2 separate regions of the Homo sapiens genome follow, and region 1 is linked to region 2. Evidence: read pairs that join two places in POLR2A ChIA-PET (ENCODE). Cell type or tissue: HepG2. All regions are shown on one strand. Each heading gives the region's core, and the rest is flanking DNA. Links, peaks and the distances in the headings are about the cores only. Region 1 has its middle 4.8 kb from the start of AREG. Region 2 has its middle 140 kb from the start of BTC.

The links. ChIA-PET counts read pairs that join two places held together with the same protein. Peaks named below come from ENCODE experiments on the same cell type or tissue, not always from the same donor. Only the 100,000 strongest peaks of a DNase experiment are listed, where the experiment ranks them.
Region 1: POLR2A ChIA-PET joins it to region 2 with 11 read pairs; 4 of 35 experiments call an interaction of 5 or more read pairs at or near these places.

The regions. Positions count from the first base shown.
Region 1 is chr4:74,438,925-74,441,844 of GRCh38, forward strand. No RefSeq gene overlaps it. Among named protein-coding and RNA genes, the nearest start is that of AREG, 4.8 kb to the right of the region's middle. In HepG2, for the core only: no CTCF peak of the experiment used is centred there; a DNase peak (open chromatin) is centred at 1,617.
Region 2 is chr4:74,653,047-74,655,966 of GRCh38, forward strand. No RefSeq gene overlaps it. Among named protein-coding and RNA genes, the nearest start is that of BTC, 140 kb to the right of the region's middle. RefSeq lists an enhancer at 933-2,132. In HepG2, for the core only: no CTCF peak of the experiment used is centred there; a DNase peak (open chromatin) is centred at 1,365.

The DNA.
Region 1 (2,920 bases), core at 190-2,689, 210 kb before region 2:
TCAGGGTAGTTTCCTGGCCTTTCCTTACATTGTTGTGTATTAGTTATGGAGAAGGAGCCTGCACTAGGAATTGCCCCTCAGCTCTTGCTACTTCCTTAAGGAGTAGAAGGGATAGAGGGAGAGTCAAATATGGTGTTCACCTCTGAGTGTGAGGGGGACTTGGTAAGGTCCCCAGTGCTGGGTTTTAGCCTCAGGAACACTTGGCAAGGGGCTATATGGGGGTGGTTGCTGTTCACCCTGAGACAGGTGGCTCTTGTAAAAGGGGGTCATCTATAATATCTATTAGGTTTTGGTATAGGGCCATGAAGACCTGTACATATGGGATTTCTGACCATTTGCCCTGACTTGTACAAAATAGGCCTAATTGCAGGATAGTGTCCAATGGTGGAGGATGCAGCCAAGCGGGGAATCAAGTGGAACAGATGGAGAGTTGCCCATAGAAGAATCAGGTGTGATAGATGGAGAATTGCCCATAGTGGTCTGGACTTAGCAAAGTATTAGAAGACCCAAATTTTATCCGGGGTGTCCTCCTGGAAGAATTTTGGGTCCTGACCGGGGTCCCTGGGGGTTTCCCCACTTTAGAGCCCCTGACTTAGTCTGTCAGATGCCTCTGACCTTAGATGAGTGCTGGCACCACTTTCACCACTGATGACCCACTATGAACTTTCCTTCTTGTCCCCGGATGAAGACCTCAGCTTCTAGAAGGCTTCGACTTCTACAGTTACAACCCTTTGGGTTTTCCTATCCCACTTAAAACAATTCTTTAACTCTCTAAATTTAGGCAAGATTAAATTATAATAGATTACCTTCCACGAATCACACCTTGTCCCCCATGACTCACACAGACCATCTACAACATGGCCAAACCCCCGGCTTGCCCTTAACAAGTCAAGTAGGGGAAGAGGAGAATTTATTTAGTATAATGGAAGAAGGTTTAAGTCACCTGAAATGTGTGTGAATTCGCCCTGGACAAGCCGCTGCTGCCAATTCTGTCACACATAGGGATCAGAGACTATAAGATAGAAAATAGTTCTTTCCCCTTCTGGGCAAGGCCAGCTATCCTCATTCACTCCTCCGCTTTCAAGTAACACTGGAGAGTGGTCCCAGCCAGTTACCCTCAATTACCCAGGGGCTACTAGGAAACAGCCACTGAAAGACCGAGAAAGAAAAGGACTCAGGTCCCTCACCAAAACCAGGCTGTGGCCCCGGCGAAACCTTTCAGTTTCACCACAGAGTGGCCCCGGCCAGAAACCTGCAGTTGCCTCCATGCTTAGACGCTGTCCACCGAAGGTCCTGAGTTGGAAAGGAAAAGAGAGAGAGAAAAAGAAATATAAAACCTAAACTTTGGGCTTACCTCCTGGCTGGCTTGCCAAAACATGTTACTGGTTGAGGGTAGTTGTCCAGGTTCTTGGCCTTTAGAACAAAGAACTGAACAAAGCACACAAGCAAGGCAAGCCAAAGCACAGATTTATTTTAAATGAAAGTACACTTCACAAGGAAGAAGCGACCTCAAACAAGAAGCTCAGGAGCACTGGTTACAGAATTTTCTGGAGTTTATATACCCTCTAAAGGTTTCCTATTGGTTCACGCTAGTGACCTGCGATCAATCTGATTGGTTGAAGCATAAGCCTGTGACCAGTCTGATTGGTTGTGGGAGCGGACCAATCAGAGGTACTTTCATTTTCCAGCTGCCAGGCAGCAACTGCTGCACAGCAAAAGGAGGGTTTCAAAGGGAGTAGCCTCTGATATCCAGTCAGCCTGAGTTGGCCTTAGGTTCCCTGCCTCCAGAACCTATTCTCCTGCCTCAATAGCATATTACATTTACTTAGTTTCTATTGTATATAATCATCCACTGCCCTCAGCCCCATCTGCCAGTTCTTGCTCTGCAAAAGCCACACTGTTGAGGCCGTGAAAGTATAGTTGAGCCTTGAACATTATGGGTTTGAAATACGAAGGTCCACTTAAACAGAGACTTTTTTCAGTAAATGTATTGGAAAAGTTTTCTGAGATTTGCAACAATTTGAAAAAATCTGCAGATGAACTGTATGGCCTAAAAATATTTCCTGCCTCCCCTTCCACCTCTTCTGCTTCTGCCACTCCTGAGACAGCAAGACCAGCCCTTCCTCTTCCTTCTCCTCCTCAGCCTATTCAACATGAAGATAATGAGGATAAAGACCTTTATAATTACCACTTTTGCTTAATAAATAGTAAATATATTTCTCTTATGATTTTCTTAAGAATTTTTATCTCTAACCTATTGTAAGAAGAGAGTATACAATACATATAACACACAAAATAATGTTAAACAACTTTATATTATCAATAAGTGTTCTGGGCACCAGTAGGGAATTAGAGGTTAAGTTCTGGGGGAGTCAAAAGTTATACATGGATTTTTCTCATGTCAGGTAGGCACCCTTTCACACCACAGTGTTAAAAAGTCAACTGTAATTTGACTTTATTGGTATATCAAGGTACTCAAAATGCTCAGTTAAGGCTTCTTTTTGAAGGAACTAAAAATTATATATATATATATATATATATATATATATATATATATATATGTATTTTGATACAGAGTCTCACTCTCTGTCACCCAGTCTGGAGTGCGGTGGCATGATCTTGGCTCACTGCGATCTCCGTCTCCCGCATTCAAGTGATTCCCCTGCCTCAGTCCCCACTCCTGAGTAGCTGGGACTACAGGTGCCTGCCACTGCACCCGGCTAAGTTTTGTCATTTTAGTAGAGACAGGGTTTCATCATGTTGGCCAGGCTGGTCTCAAACTCCTGACCTGAGATGATCCACCTGCCTTGGCCTCCCAAAGTGCTGGGATTACAGGCGTGAGCCACCGTGCCCAGCCTGATGGATGTATTCTTCAGTATGGATAAATTATAAAATAAAATGAACATTATATATATATCTA
Region 2 (2,920 bases), core at 148-2,647:
ATGTCCCTGATGACTGTGATATTGGGGATCCTTCTATGGACTTCATGCATTTCTTATATCTTCTTTTGTAAAGCATGGGTTCAAATCATTTTAAAATCAGGTTATCCTCTTCTTACTCAATTGTGTTATTTATCAGACATAATTTTATAATATTGTCTCCTAATCTGTGATTTACCTTTTAGTTTCTTAACATTTTTCAATGCTGGGTGCATTTTTCCTTGTTATTGTTTCTTTGTTTTTGCTCTAAGAAATCTTTGCCTCCTCAAGACTACAGAGATTTTTTTATTATAATTTCTCTAGTTTTGTAGTTCAAGTGCTTAGCTTAATGTTCAATTTAGAGTTAATAAAAAGGCCTTTTAAAAAAAAATAAATAAAGCTATCCAAACCTCAGACCAATGTAGAATCTGTCTCACAGAGTCGTTGTAATGCTAGTAAGTCATAACTGTTAAATAATTATTAGCCATAGATATCGATGCTTATCTCTAGAACAAATCCTCTCAGAGCACGGAAGGAAATTCTGAGTTAGAAAGGCAATCTTAGCAGAAAACGTTTTAAACATTACCGAAAAAATGTAAACTTACATAGGAACTACAAATAAAGCCCATTCACCAATAGGACACATCTGAAAATTCTGAATGAAACCAGGCATTCTTAACTTCTTAAACGTCATTCCACAAATCTTCTTTCTAATCTTCCTCAAATCTAAACTGATTTGTTTTATCTTAGGACTGAATATTCATGACAGACCAAAGATGCTTTGTTTGATACCGTTTGATTTCTATAATTATATTCTGTAAATATGTCTAGAAATTGGCACAAAACTGAGAAGGAAATCACAGAAAAAGATCAGAATATTTTTTCCTACTGCTTTTCCTTAGAGAAGAATCTATATAATCTCTTACATCTTTAGACATCAGTAGGTTTCAGGTATGAAGAAGGTTAGCTACTTCTTAATAACTCAGGAGCAGAGTACAGCATAGAGTCCAGACAAACATCCACAAAGATAATTGTAGTACTTTTCCTAGGATTACCTGGTGGCTTATCAATTTGTGCACAAACCTAGAGCTACAAATGGAAGAGGGGCTAATTCCCATAGAAAATTAATGTTAACTGTTTATGTATTTTTTTTTCTTCTGACCTTTCCAGGTGAGAGTTGGGTTTTCCAGAGCCCAGTCACAAGAAATTTACCTATTGATCCTCTGACGAAACGCAATGGTAAGCTGTGCTAAGTAAACTGACCCAGCTCACCCTAACTTGTAACTGCACTGCAATGCTTGAAACGCAGCGAAAATCCTACAGCATGTTCCCTTGTTCTCTGAACTCACCTGCCCATTGCGTGCAAGAAAAAGCTGGATTCCTTCTCGGTCTAGTAAATGATTTTCTTGAATGATGCAACCGACTTATCTAGTGGGTTATCTCTGGACCTGTTCACAAGCTGACAAGTATTTGCAGGGATGTACAGTCATGCTTTCTGTTCCTCAAACTGTAATGTGTTTGTAAGTGAAAAATGATGAGTATGATGTGGATCCGAGCTGGTAAATCACCCCATTATGATGTGGTCTCCTCTTTTGATCTGACCTGAGGCCTGAAGCAGGAGAATTTATTTATCAGGGGCAAATGAATTCTGACTCAGATAAGTGTGACAGAATGTAAGGTCTTCATCGATGCATTGATTCAATTTTTCAATAAATATCCATTGATCTTTTACTAGGTACTTTTCTAGCCCCACCAGAGAAAAAGACAAAATCCCTTTCCCCATTGGGTGGGTTTCTGACAATTCGTATATACTAAGGATGACAATGAACTTTTAGTGCTTTTCTTCATGCTATGAGACATAACATGCAGGTCGATGACTTTATCTTAATTCCTTTCCACAAACTATACTTCCTTACCCTCTAGTCCTTGGCAAATAGGGTAAAATCTTAAACCAAGAGAGATTCTAGCACATAGCCCCTCAGTCCATGCATTCTCTTTGTGCAGGGGAATTTAGGAAGGAATTGGTCTTGACATGAGTAAAAAGACCAGATCCTGAGGCAGACTCCCCTCCAAAAGAGATTGAATTTACTGGATTGTGCTTATTGCTTTCAACTCAAGAAGCAATACTTCCCTTAAGTAGTCCTCTAAGTTTAAAGTGGAACTCAGCATATCTCCTTTTGGCTCAGATGTATCAACTTTTCTTCACCACTTTCACTCTGGCACTCACATCTGGCAGTATTCAAGCTGGTGGCTAATAGAATCAAAATGATAACGTAAAAATGGACCGTCGGTACACCTCACTTCGTGTTTGGCACTGTTTGTTCATCTGTGGAACCACTTCATATTAACAAAGATGAAACTTTAAGCTAAGTCTAGAAATTCAGTATAAACCTCAGAGATCCTTGAGTCATAGTCTAGATAAATCTGTGTGCCTGAATTACAGGTGCATGAAATAAAGCATGAGAGACCAGGATTTATCAAATGCTCACAATGAAAAAGCAATTCCTGTGGAAAAGCAATTCATATATACACACACATGTACACACACACATAAATTAGGCAGATCTAGATGAAGAAAAGAAAATAACTGCTCCCTTCCAGGACCATGCCCTAAACCTGAGGCTACCATGAACTCACCCATGTGCAGCTCCAGCTCTTGGAGGAGGCCTCACCTTCCTCATCACATTGCTGGATATTAAACAAATACTTTGGGATGAAGGAGACAAACAAGAGTATCAACACTACTACTTAATGGTCCATATGTATCTAGAAGACCTGGTTGGAAGGAAGATGGTGAAAGAGGGAAAAGCACAAACATACTTGTGCCATAGTGATGCACACTTTGCCTGCCTCCCTTCAGGACACCAAGATGCACATCAAACAAAATCTTCAAAACTGAAATTCAATCTCAAATAATATTCAATCTTGTATCAGAGTTACCCCT